Linked DNA regions of Mus musculus: region 2 is linked to region 1. The links are chromatin contacts, found by Hi-C in ENCODE. All regions are on one chromosome and are shown on one strand. The core of a region is the stretch at or near the end of the contact, and the rest is flanking DNA. Distances in the headings are between cores, read along the strand shown.

What was found. Hi-C counts contacts between places; a loop is a spot of excess contacts on that map.
Region 2: a loop to region 1 is called in a map of heart, with 2.3 times the contacts of the local background. The contact joins two enhancer-like sites. A Hi-C loop is called at or near these places in 6 of 37 maps with a recorded cell type or tissue (heart and left cerebral cortex).

The regions. Positions count from the first base shown.
Region 1 is chr2:170,218,296-170,223,594 of GRCm38, reverse strand. No RefSeq gene overlaps it. Among named protein-coding and RNA genes, the nearest start is that of Gm17619, 27 kb to the right of the region's middle. Within about 2 kb of position 3,819, at least 1 of the 3 ENCODE cell types and tissues checked has a DNase peak (open chromatin) inside an H3K27ac peak, as active enhancers do; it is heart, where a contact is called at or near this core.
Region 2 is chr2:170,264,268-170,270,036 of GRCm38, reverse strand. No RefSeq gene overlaps it. Among named protein-coding and RNA genes, the nearest start is that of Gm34542, 52 kb to the left of the region's middle. Within about 2 kb of position 1,761, at least 1 of the 3 ENCODE cell types and tissues checked has a DNase peak (open chromatin) inside an H3K27ac peak, as active enhancers do; it is heart, where a contact is called at or near this core.

The DNA.
Region 1 (5,299 bases), core at 2,570-5,069:
CACATGCATGCATACACATACATGCACACACGCTCACATGAATACACATGCATGCACATGCATGCACAAATGCTCACATGAACACACATGTGCATACACATGCACACATGTGCCCACATACATGAACACATGTGCACACACATACATACATGCACACACACATACACTACTACTCCACTACTACTATCTACTCCACTAAGCCACCGAGGAAAGGCAAGCTCCTAAGATTTTTTTTTTTACTCCTTTCTTTTCTTGGACCCTTGGTTTATGCCTGACTTTCCCACTCTAGTACTTAAGATTTCTGATATCCAGCACTTGGCTCCCATTTCTTTGTGTCTAATATACATACACGTCTCTGTTCTCTCTGGGGTCTCTTAACAGCCCCCTTTCTTAAGACTGGCTTCCTAGACCACTATTTTCTTTTTTAACCAGCAGCAGAGGAGAGCTCTGGGAGCCCAGAAGATAAACAGCCAACAAGCTTGTGAAGTTTATCTCCCAGCCCACGGAACACTGGCTGCAGGAGGCAGCGGCTGGGCTGCAGCTCTGCAAGCTGGCAGCCCGATTCCTCTGAACGCTGGCTGCAGGAGGCAGCTGCTGGGCCCGATTACTCTTTCACTTTGTGCTCACTGCTTCCTGAAGAGAATTTTTTTCAATTAGCTCATTTGTTTCAAGACATACCGAGTGGTCCTCCTCCTCCTCCTCCTCCTCCTCCTGAGTCTCCTCCATCCCAGAACAATACAGAGATTTACCATACACACATGAAGACAAAGTACACTACATTTCACTAGATGAGCCAAGGATGAAGTGTGAATGGATGTTTTTGTAGTTATTTGTTTGTTTAATTTTTCGGTAGTTAGATAAAATGAGACTGCTCCCCTGAGAAGACGTCTTCCCTCCTCCTCAGCATAAAATTCCACCCACTTCTTCCCAAAGACACACTTCTGTTCTAAATCCTAATGGTTTTGCTCTTGCACACAGAGAGTGTGGGAAGCTACGCCTAAGTTGTTAGTGGCGGCTTTCAATCTTTTTCTGAACCTGGGATGAAAGAATTATTCTACTCTGAAGCAGGCAGGAGCTATGGAACAGGAGATCCAGGGAAGGCTGACCCCTGAGGGACAGCCACTTCCTTTGTTTTTCTGGAGTCTGTCATGCCCACGTTCGGAGAGACATTAAGAAAATGGCTGGGGAGAAGAGCAGGCATTTGCGGGGGCGGGGACGGGGGCCCCGAGATTTTACTCTGAGCAATGCAGAAAGCAAACAGACAGAGCAAAAGCCAACAGAAGAGCCAATGGTACGCTCATACCGTCACTTAACACAAAGTTAATTTAACTGGTTTCCCCTTTGGAGTCAGGCATCTTGGGGCCAGGTGTGGGGAAATAGAAGCAGAAAATGTTCAAGGTGTGCAAGATAATAGAGAATTGACCACAGCACGGTTTAGGGCAGCAAAAGCTGAAAGCCCACCAGAGGGACGTGATGAAGGACGAAAAGGGGTAGCATTCAAAGAGACACCTTGCCATTATTTAAAACGATCAAGGTTTTCTACCACGAAGACAAAGGATACTTGTGTAAAATCAAGGTGTCTGATATACACTAGTGTGATCTATAAGACCCTGAAAGAGGGCACAGAAAACTGCAGCCACTGTCTGTGGGGGAGGGGAAGCTCACACTGGTGTACTGCCCACCCCCTCCACCCTGCTGCTCCAGCCCCCACCCCGCTTAAGCTGGAAGCTCGTTCTTTAAAATATATGTCCTGAAAATTGTTTACAATAGACATTTTCTTTTTTATTTAAGGGTAAAAAAAAGTTCACAGCCATGTGTTAAATGAAACCAGTGAGGTATTTAAAACTATGCATATTCATATACATAAAACAAATAATTCTTTAAAAAAAAAGACTGCATTTAGGGAAGATTTCTGGAAGGAAGTATCATGCCGTCAAGTGGTTACTAGCCATCTCCACTTTGAACTTTCTAATGAGGGTGAACATATACTTTTTAGAAGTGCTTAAACTAAAATGATCAAATGAAAAGAATAGCCTAACGACATCAGCAAGTGCCATCCCACGAGGATCGTTCCCCTGCCCGCTTCCTGTACGTCGCAAATGAATTTCTGTTCCTTGCTTCCTAAACGTGGAGTATCATTCATTATCATCCACATTGGAATAGCTCTCTCTCTCTCTCTCTCTCTCTCTCTCTCTCTCTCTCTCTCTCTCACTCTCATGGGCCCTGTCTGTCGGTGCCTTTGTTCCCTGCTGGCTCCTGGAGAGGAGGGAGACCCTGAGGCTTCCGGATTGTAACCCCGCAGCCTCCGGTTTGCGCTCCTGACGTGCATTTGAGCAGCACTTGAGCGGCTCCATTAACCGGAGTGAAGTTGCTGAGAGATAAAATGCCATCTTGCTAGGTCCATTCTGTTGCGTCACCATCCTGTTTTAGGTCACGTCGGGTCGTGTGGCTCTCCGATGGGGGCTGGACCAGCAAACAGCGTTTAGAAACAGGATCTCTGTAAACGCCTTCTCCCTCCCCAATTAGCTCTTGGAAGCCCTCTGTTCCATTTTCTTCTGCCTCAGGCATGCGTAAAAGCGATCAAAGGGGAGGAGGGAGGAAAAGACACTTGTGAGATTGTGTTAAAAAAAAAAAAAAGTCTCCATGTGTTTGAGAGAGACTCACTTCGCCAAGCATTTACTGCAATAAAAACACGATTTGCTAATGAACATGATTCGTGTGTTCTGGGATTGATAACAGATACAGAAGAGCAGAGCAGTCGTGATCGCTGCTGTGGGTATAGTTTTCAGGCGAGGAAATACGGAGAACCCAGTTTATAATTTATTGAAGCCACGGCAGTTCTGGGCTGTGCTCGCTTCTGGTGTGCCCTTCTCTGGTTTCCAGGATGATGGTGTACCGGGAGCCTCCTTCTTGCCCCACAACTGTGCTGGAGCGGGGGAGGGGGGGGCGGGGGTTCGGTTCTTAATTTATCTCCTCATGAACTGTTTTCTCAAGGAGGCTAGGGTCAAGTTTGGAAACCAAATTTATGCAAAGAGGGATTGTGACATACTAGAGGGAGGATTTGAAACTCGAAGGGGGGGGCTACATCCCAACTTCTCTGGAGAAGCAGGAATTCCCAGCTCTGTTTTGATCACTTGAAAATGTCACAGTTTAGTTTACAGGTATTTCTGAGGGATCATTTTTGATGCCTTTAAATTTAGGAAAATACTCAAATACAACCAGAATTAAGTGTCTCTCAAGATGGAAAAAAAGGGGCCTACTGGCTATTGTCTGACCTCCCCTGGGCCTGATTGACTAGTAGAAATTGCATCTCCATGGGAACAGATAAATGTCTGCTTTTCATGTCATGAAATAACCAGCTCGGTCCTCGGAGCTTCACCAACCTAGCACTTTATCCGGGCGGCTGTGAGCAGAGTCTCCCTTTTCATGTTCAGCCAAATTATCTGCTAGAATCTCTTTTCAAGCCTAAGGAGGGGGAAAAACAGAGAAGGGAGGGAGGGAGGAGAGAGAGAGAGAGAGAGAGAGAGAGAGAGAGAGAGAGAGAGAGAGAGAGAGATCCCCTCCCCCTTCTGCATGGAGTTAATTACTGTATTTTCCTCGGGGAGACGGAGGAAGAAGACACCCGCTGAAATAACACGCAAATGATGACTAGCATGTAGTATCTGCCTGTTCAATAGCTGTGGGTGATTTTTAAAAAGGAGGCCGGCCAGCGAGTGCCAAGGCGACCCTGAGAGGCTGGTCCTAGGACCCACTAGGTTTTGTTTATTTGTTGTTACACTGGGACTTGGCTGTGGAGTCTTAGGCAAGTGGACAGCAACTGTTTCGCGCTGGGGTCTGAGAAGTAGGGTGAATGGGAATCATGGGAGAAGTCGCTGGCGAGCCTCAGATTATCTGCCTCCCACCCCCATCCCCAACCCCGAGCCTCCAACATCTGCCATTTTGACTCCCGTCTCTGGTGCGGCGCTCTGTGCCCGCCACATTGGAGGATAGTCTGAAAAGAGAGCCGGGGCTTTCTCTATCCACGTTCTAGACATTTCGGCTTCTGTGCTTGGTTAAAAATACCACCAGAAGCAGCATCTTTTTATTTTTTTCTTTTTTTTTCTGATGATACTGCAAGATTTCCAACCCACCTTTCTGCGTCAGAGGGAGAAGGAACGAAGAAGAAACATCAAAAGGAAGAGAGCAGAGGCAGGCTCCCTCCCGCACAAGAACAAACTCTTGTGGGGAAAGATATCCTAGACCGATGGTTCTAAAACCAGGCGCCAGAGCGCGAGCGGGGAGCGGGCTCTCTCTTTTTTGGGATCTATTTACCCTCTCCTGTTATTGTGTCTTCTGTCACTGAAACTTTGTGGTTTGTTTCTCTTTTCTTCCTCTGCACCTCCACCCAGACAGCCAGCAAGTCTGAGCAGGAAATGACTGAAGACTAGTGAGCTGCACCCCCACTATCCCCCACCCCCACCCCACCCCTCACCACCCACCCCCGCCCCCTCCCAGAAGAATCCAGGTGAAAGATGCCTGCAGGAATTTGAAGATGGTGTGAGCTCGGCTCCGTGCTAGCACACTCCTAAGTCTGGAAGGCCAGTGGTCTTTATCTGGCCCAGCTGCTGCTGATGCGGAGATGGGAATGCACCCATCCAGTGTGTGAACACTGCGCCCATTGTACCCTGCCGAGCTGATGGATGCCTGAGTAATTGGCATGGAACCTACTCTATTAACAGTACAGACAGATATGTGAGCTAGCTGAATCCCTCCAACATATGCCGGGCGTTAGCCAAAGGAGTTTACCATTCTGCCAACATCCCGGCCATTCGGCACATAATTAGGCTTAAGGGTTCTATCACTCTGCCGGGGATCAACAAATAATGGGGAATTTTAGCACTTCCTCTGAATAAGAAGTGAGGAGGTTGTGGTAGTCTCAGTCTAGCGCTGACAGAGGGCAGTGTTGACCATGTGGGGGCGGGGAGGTGGTGGTGGATAGTTTGAGGCAGAAGAGAGTGGGGCTACACGTGCTCATTTCAGGAGATTTTAAAATTAGGGGTGTGTCTTTATTCGGCTCTTGTGTGTGTGAGTGAATAAGGAGGATATTTGTCACGTCCTGCTGGATGTTAGTGTCTTAAAGGAGAACGTGCCACCGTGGACTGACATACAGAGAGAGGCCATTTAGAATGCATGTGTCTGCATTCTGCAAGCCTCCGGCCTCCACACAATGTGCCACGGCAGGCACATGCCCGTGCTCACGCGCATACACAGCTAGGCAATGTAATTAAAAAGAAAGCGTTTAAGAAAGGTAAGGTGGGGG
Region 2 (5,769 bases), core at 512-3,011, 48 kb before region 1:
CTTAATTCCCAGATTTGTGGTTTTATGGGAGCCGAAGCACTTAGCTCCAGTCCCCAGTCTGTTTTCCTTTTCTACTCCGCACAAAAGAAGGTCAAAGAACATTTGCTTTCTTGTTGTTTTTTGCTTAGATATTGTGTGTATGAGTATGAACAATGGTCCTGTGGGTTCATACACATATGTGTGCCCACGCACATGTGTGTGTACATAAGTGTTCAGAAGTCAGAGGACATCAAAAACTATCCACCTTGGATTTTTGTTTGTTTTGTTTTAAGATGTATAGCTGAGTGCGGTGGTGAACTCCTTTTAGACCCAGCAGTTAAGAAGCAGGTGGATCTGTACATGAGTTCAAGGCCAGCCTGGTCTGCAAAGTGAGTTCTAGGACAGCCACAGCTACATACACAGAGGAACCCTGTCTCAAATCACTTTTAAATTTTTTTCTTTTTATTATTTTCTTAATTACCAGTCTGTGCTTATGAGTGGTTGTGTCCACACATATGTAGGCACTCATGACAGCCAGACCTCCGGGAGGTGGAGTAACATGTGGTTTCCTCACATTTGTGCTGGGAACCAAACTCGGGTCCCCTACAAGAGCAGCTAAAGGCTTTTAATGACTGAGTCACACACCTTGTTATGGTTTGGGGAAAAGGACTGATTGTTTATTGGTTGGTTGGTTAGTTGGTTGGTTCTTTTTGTTTTTAGACAAAGTCTTTCCGTGTAGTCCCGACTGTCCTGGAAATCACTGCATAGCCCAGGCTGGCCTCCATCTCTCGGAGATCCACCTGCCTCTGCCTCCCAAGTGCTGGGATTAAAGGCGTGTGCCACCACTGCCCAGCCCAAAGCTCCTAAGCAGGCTGGATAGCTGGTACAGCAAGCCCTTGGGATCCTCCTTGCCTCTGGTACCTCAGCTCTGGGATTATAGACGTAGGTCACCATGCCTGGCATTGTACATGCATTCTCAGGAATCAAACTCAGGGCTTTATATCTGTGCATCAAGCAGTTTGCCAACTGAGCCGTCTCCCCAGCCCCTGCTGAATTTCCTTGTTTCCAGCTTTTCCCTAGTGACTCAAAAATAAAAGAGTAGCCATTGGCTTCCTGGTCAGTCTGTGAGCGGTGACTCACTTAGATGAAGTATTTTGGGAGACATTATCTATGGGAATCGGGAGAAATCTGTTCCAGTCACTTGTATGTTAAGCTTTAAAAATGGGGTGTGGTCAGAGTTCTCGGGGAACCTTGAAGAACCATTTGAGTTATTATTCCCAGGCCCGTGCTTATAAAGGTCAAAGCTTGCAATAACCAATCCTGCTCACTATGTGTGGTCAATATATGTGATCTGAAAACACACTGGGAGAAGCGCTGTGATTCTACCCACCGGCTCCACCCCAGTGCACACACTCTAATCTATCTCCCCTCTTGACACACGTGTCTCCAAAAGTCTCCAAATGTAAGATCTGTTCTCTACTCAGAACAAAACCAGTAAACAAAACCCCAATGGACTCAGCAACCAACTTGCAACCTCCTAGGCTATGCCAGTATTTTGTCCAGAAGGAAGGAAGTCCTTGTAGCCCAAGAGAAAGAGATGGGAGATTCTCTGGCAAGTCAGCAGGCAGAAGGTTGATATCGGCTGCTGGCTTTTGTAATTTCCAACTGTAGAAACCGGCAGGCAGTCGGGGCAGATCTCCCGGGTCCTATTAGGTATAAGAGTGTTATTTCCACTCCAAAACCAGGCTGCCTCTGGGTGAGTGGGTGGACACGGGAATGTTGGCCCCTCCCTGACAACAGAAAGGATTCCGCTGGGATCCTGTTCCCAGACTGTAAACACTGAAGCGCCTCTCCAAACACATAATAAAAATCAAGACCCTGCCCCCATTCTTTTTTTTCCTGTGCTATGCATGATTCAAATTTAAATCCTGATAAATATCAGCGTGGAGCCTCCAACTTCATAAACACTGGAATTTTCCAGAATGCACACAAAAGCTTCTGGTGAGAAGATAGCATCCTGGGAGACGTTTTTACAACTTCTACAGTGTATGTGTTCCCTGTCGCAATTTTTTTTTTTGTGTGTTGTTGTTTTGTTTTGAGACAGGGTCTCCTGTAGCCCTGGCTGGCCTTGGACTTACTAGAAAGCTGGGGGTGGACTTGAACTTCTGATCCTCCTGCTTCTGCCTCCCAAACGCTGGCAGGACAGTGGAGCCCACTACTCCTACAAGGTTCTGTTGACTGAGCTCAGGGCCTCCGCCTGCTAGGTGAGCATTCTAACAGCTGACTCCCAGCCCCTGCAACAAGGTTCAGAAGTAAAACAACTAAAACTAAAAACCTCCTAAGGGGCAATGACAATAACTAATGTCACCTCCCTGCCCCCCCCCCAAAAAAAGCCTGTCTCTACAAGTAGAAAGAACAAACTTGGTATCTCTAAGTGCAAACAGCAAGGAGAAGCTTAATAAATTACAAATCTAATCAGAATCAAAGCACATTTACTCCTAGAGGCAAAAGCAGAAATTTTCCCTCAACTGCCTTACATCAAAAAGGCCAATTTTCTCCTGCTCACTTAGGAAGGAACCCGTCCTGGAAGTCTCTCTTCAGACAGGAGTCATTAAGCCGCTGCCTCTGACACCGGATTAGGTCATTTGTTTCTGGACTGCTTTTCCGCCCTTCGCTTACAACTGGGCTCCACAATTTGTTCCAACGTTTTCTGGCTTTTCCGATGTGTTCAGACAAAGACCAGGAGCTTAAATCTCCCCGATTTAACTGGTTGGAGTGTTAGCAAGAGGGAACGGAGTCACAGAATTGAGACTATATTCGGTGCGTTTCATTGGGACATAATTTCTGTCTCCACGAGGGAACAGTTGTGTTGGTTCTAGGAACCACTGAACTGTAAATAAGCCCTACCTTACCCCTCTGTTTTTTCAACACCGGGAACGCAAGAGATTGGCAATAAACCAGGTGAGCAAAACTTACCTCTCAGAACGATCTAAAAAAATGAAAAAGGATCCCTTTTACCATAACATTGCTCTCTCTGTGTTAGCCAACAAATGAAAAGGAAGCGGGGAGGACGAGGAGGAGGGGGAGGGGGAGAGAAGTAAGGCTTTGATTCTAAAAGAAATCACTCAAGTGTGCCTCTTAGTCAAATAATTGAAGAACGAGCTTAAATAACACCCCAACTCCCTGGCATTTTGGAGTCTCACATACATCATTAATTGGTCTGGCATCATTAATCGTCTTTAAGATTGGCGACAACCAGGACGGAAGAGATCAAATAACCGAAGACAGATCACGCACCTAGCGCAAGGTGTGGCCAAACCGGTCTTGGCGTTCCTTTCTGTTTACAATACGCCTCGGGAAGTGGGCTTCTCAGTTCCTCCGGATCTGGGACTGTATCCATAGACAACTCACAGGCTTACAAATAAATATGTCTGGGTTGGTTTTTTTCTCTCTCAAGATTTATTTATTTTTATTTTATGTGTATGAGTGTCTGCCTAAATGGCTGTACATCATGTGGTGCAGTGCCTTGGGAGGCCAGAAGAGGGCGTCAGATCCTCTGGAACTAAAATTACATGGGTAGTCAGGAGGGGCAGTGTGGGTAGGGTATTGGGATCAGAAGTTGAGTCCTCTCCAGGAGCAGCCAGTGCTCTTAACCACTGAGCCATCTTTCTAGCCCCATTTTTTAAAATATTTATTTATTTATTTATTTATTTATTTATTTATTTATTTATTTAATGTATGTAAGTACACTGCCGATCTCTTCAGACACACCAGAAGAGGGCATCAGATCTCATTACAGATGGTTGTGAGCCACCATGTGGTTGCTGGAAATTGAACTCAGGACCTCTGGAAGAGCAGTCAGTGCTCTTAACCGCTGAGCCATCTCTCCAGATGTTACCCATTTTTATGAATTCCCTTCTAGAATTATTTTGAAGGAACTGTAAACGGCCTCAATGACTTTCAGTCACGGCTGAGGTTAGCAGTAAGGCTGTGTACACCCCTCGGGACATTAACAGTGTAGGAGCCATTGGCTTACCAGTCTCCATTCCCATGGGAAACTACTTCCTAAATTTGAGAGCTAGATATGAACTCCGGACCTTCGGAAGAGCAGTCGGGTGCTCTTACCCACTGAACCATCTCACCAGCCCTGATGGGACTTTTAAAGAGGTGGTCATGGTTAAGAGGTCTTCAAGTTGCTGGGGGCGTGTCCAAGGCTGGCAACAGAGCCAGCCAACCACAGACTGGAATCTCTGAAACTAAATGAGCCCAAGCAAACCTTTCTGCTTTATAAAGCCATTGTCTCCAGTATTTGTAATAGTAACAGAAAGCTGACCAGTGAGTTTTTTCCTGTGTGATGCTGACAGATCTCGCACACACTAGGTTAGTAACCTAGCACTGAGCTACAACTCAAGTGTAGAGCGCTTCTACATTCTTACTCCATCTGTGGCGCTGGAGGGGTCACTTCCTCCCGCAAGGGGCATTTGGAAACATCCAGAGACCTTTTAATCTGTTATGAGGAGAGAGGGGGGTTGTTCTACCTTCTCTCCTTCACGGGGCCACACTCAACCTCACCAAAGTGTTCTGCCTCCCAGAACAGCCATGCCTAGGGTGATCCTGTGAATGCCTTAGGAGAAAGTTAGGTGATCCTGTGGGGCTGGCCCTCCTTTGACCTTTGAACCAAGATGACTCCTGCATGTCCCCCAGCTTGGCCAGCAAGAGTCTCTTCCCCAGGACTCTACTAGAGATGCTTAGGAAAGATGTCAGTTTCTCTGAGATCAATGGTTGCCCAGACTGGCAAAGGTAAGGGAGAAGCAAGAGAAATTAAAAGGCCCAGGGTCAGGGAAACACAGGACTCTTTGTTGGTGTTTTTATTTCATTTTTGATTGACATGTAAGTACAGTTACTTATGAGCCATGATGTGATGTTCCCACAAGGGTGAATCAGGCCCCAAGTCCTAGGCTTTTGAGACAAGTGTGCCTGTAAATCCCATCTCTGGAGGAAGATTTGTCTTATGGGTTTTATATAAGCTGATCTGAACTGGCCTTCTGCAGTTTTTCAAGCAAGGGTCTTGACTAGTGCAGAAACTAATCAGTGAATATTGCTCTTATGAGAATGCTAAGGCCGGTGAGACGGCTTGGCAAGCAAAAGCACTCACTGCTGAGCTGGGGAACTAAGTTCAGTTCCCAGCAGCAGAAGAAGACAACCCACCAAGTTGCTCTCAGAGTTCCACACTCATACCATAGCAAGCATACACACACACACATACACACACACACATACCCCACAGCATGCACACACACACCACATCGTGCACACACACATCCTACATACCACACACACACACACACACACACACACATGTACGTACACACACACACACACATACACACACATGAATAAATGAATGTAATGAGTTGTAGTGTAGCTCATTGATAAAAATGAAAAACACTAAGGCTAGACATGACGTAGCTAGTTCAGCAGTCAAGAGCACCAGCTGCTCTTCTGGTAGACAAGAGGTTCCATTCCCAGTGCCCACATAGCAACTCACAACCATCTGCAATTCCTGTCCCAGGGGCTCCCACATCCTCTTCTGGTCTCTGGGACATAAAGAACATATCTGGCACATAGACATACATGAAGACAAAACAGACATGCCTATCAAAAAACAAACTAAAGTTAAATAAATATATTTTTAAGCAGCAGAAGGGAGGAAGGAAGGAAGGAAGGAAGGAAGGAAGGAAGGAAGGAAGGAAGGAAGGAAGGGAGGGAGGGAGGGAGGGAGGGAGAGAG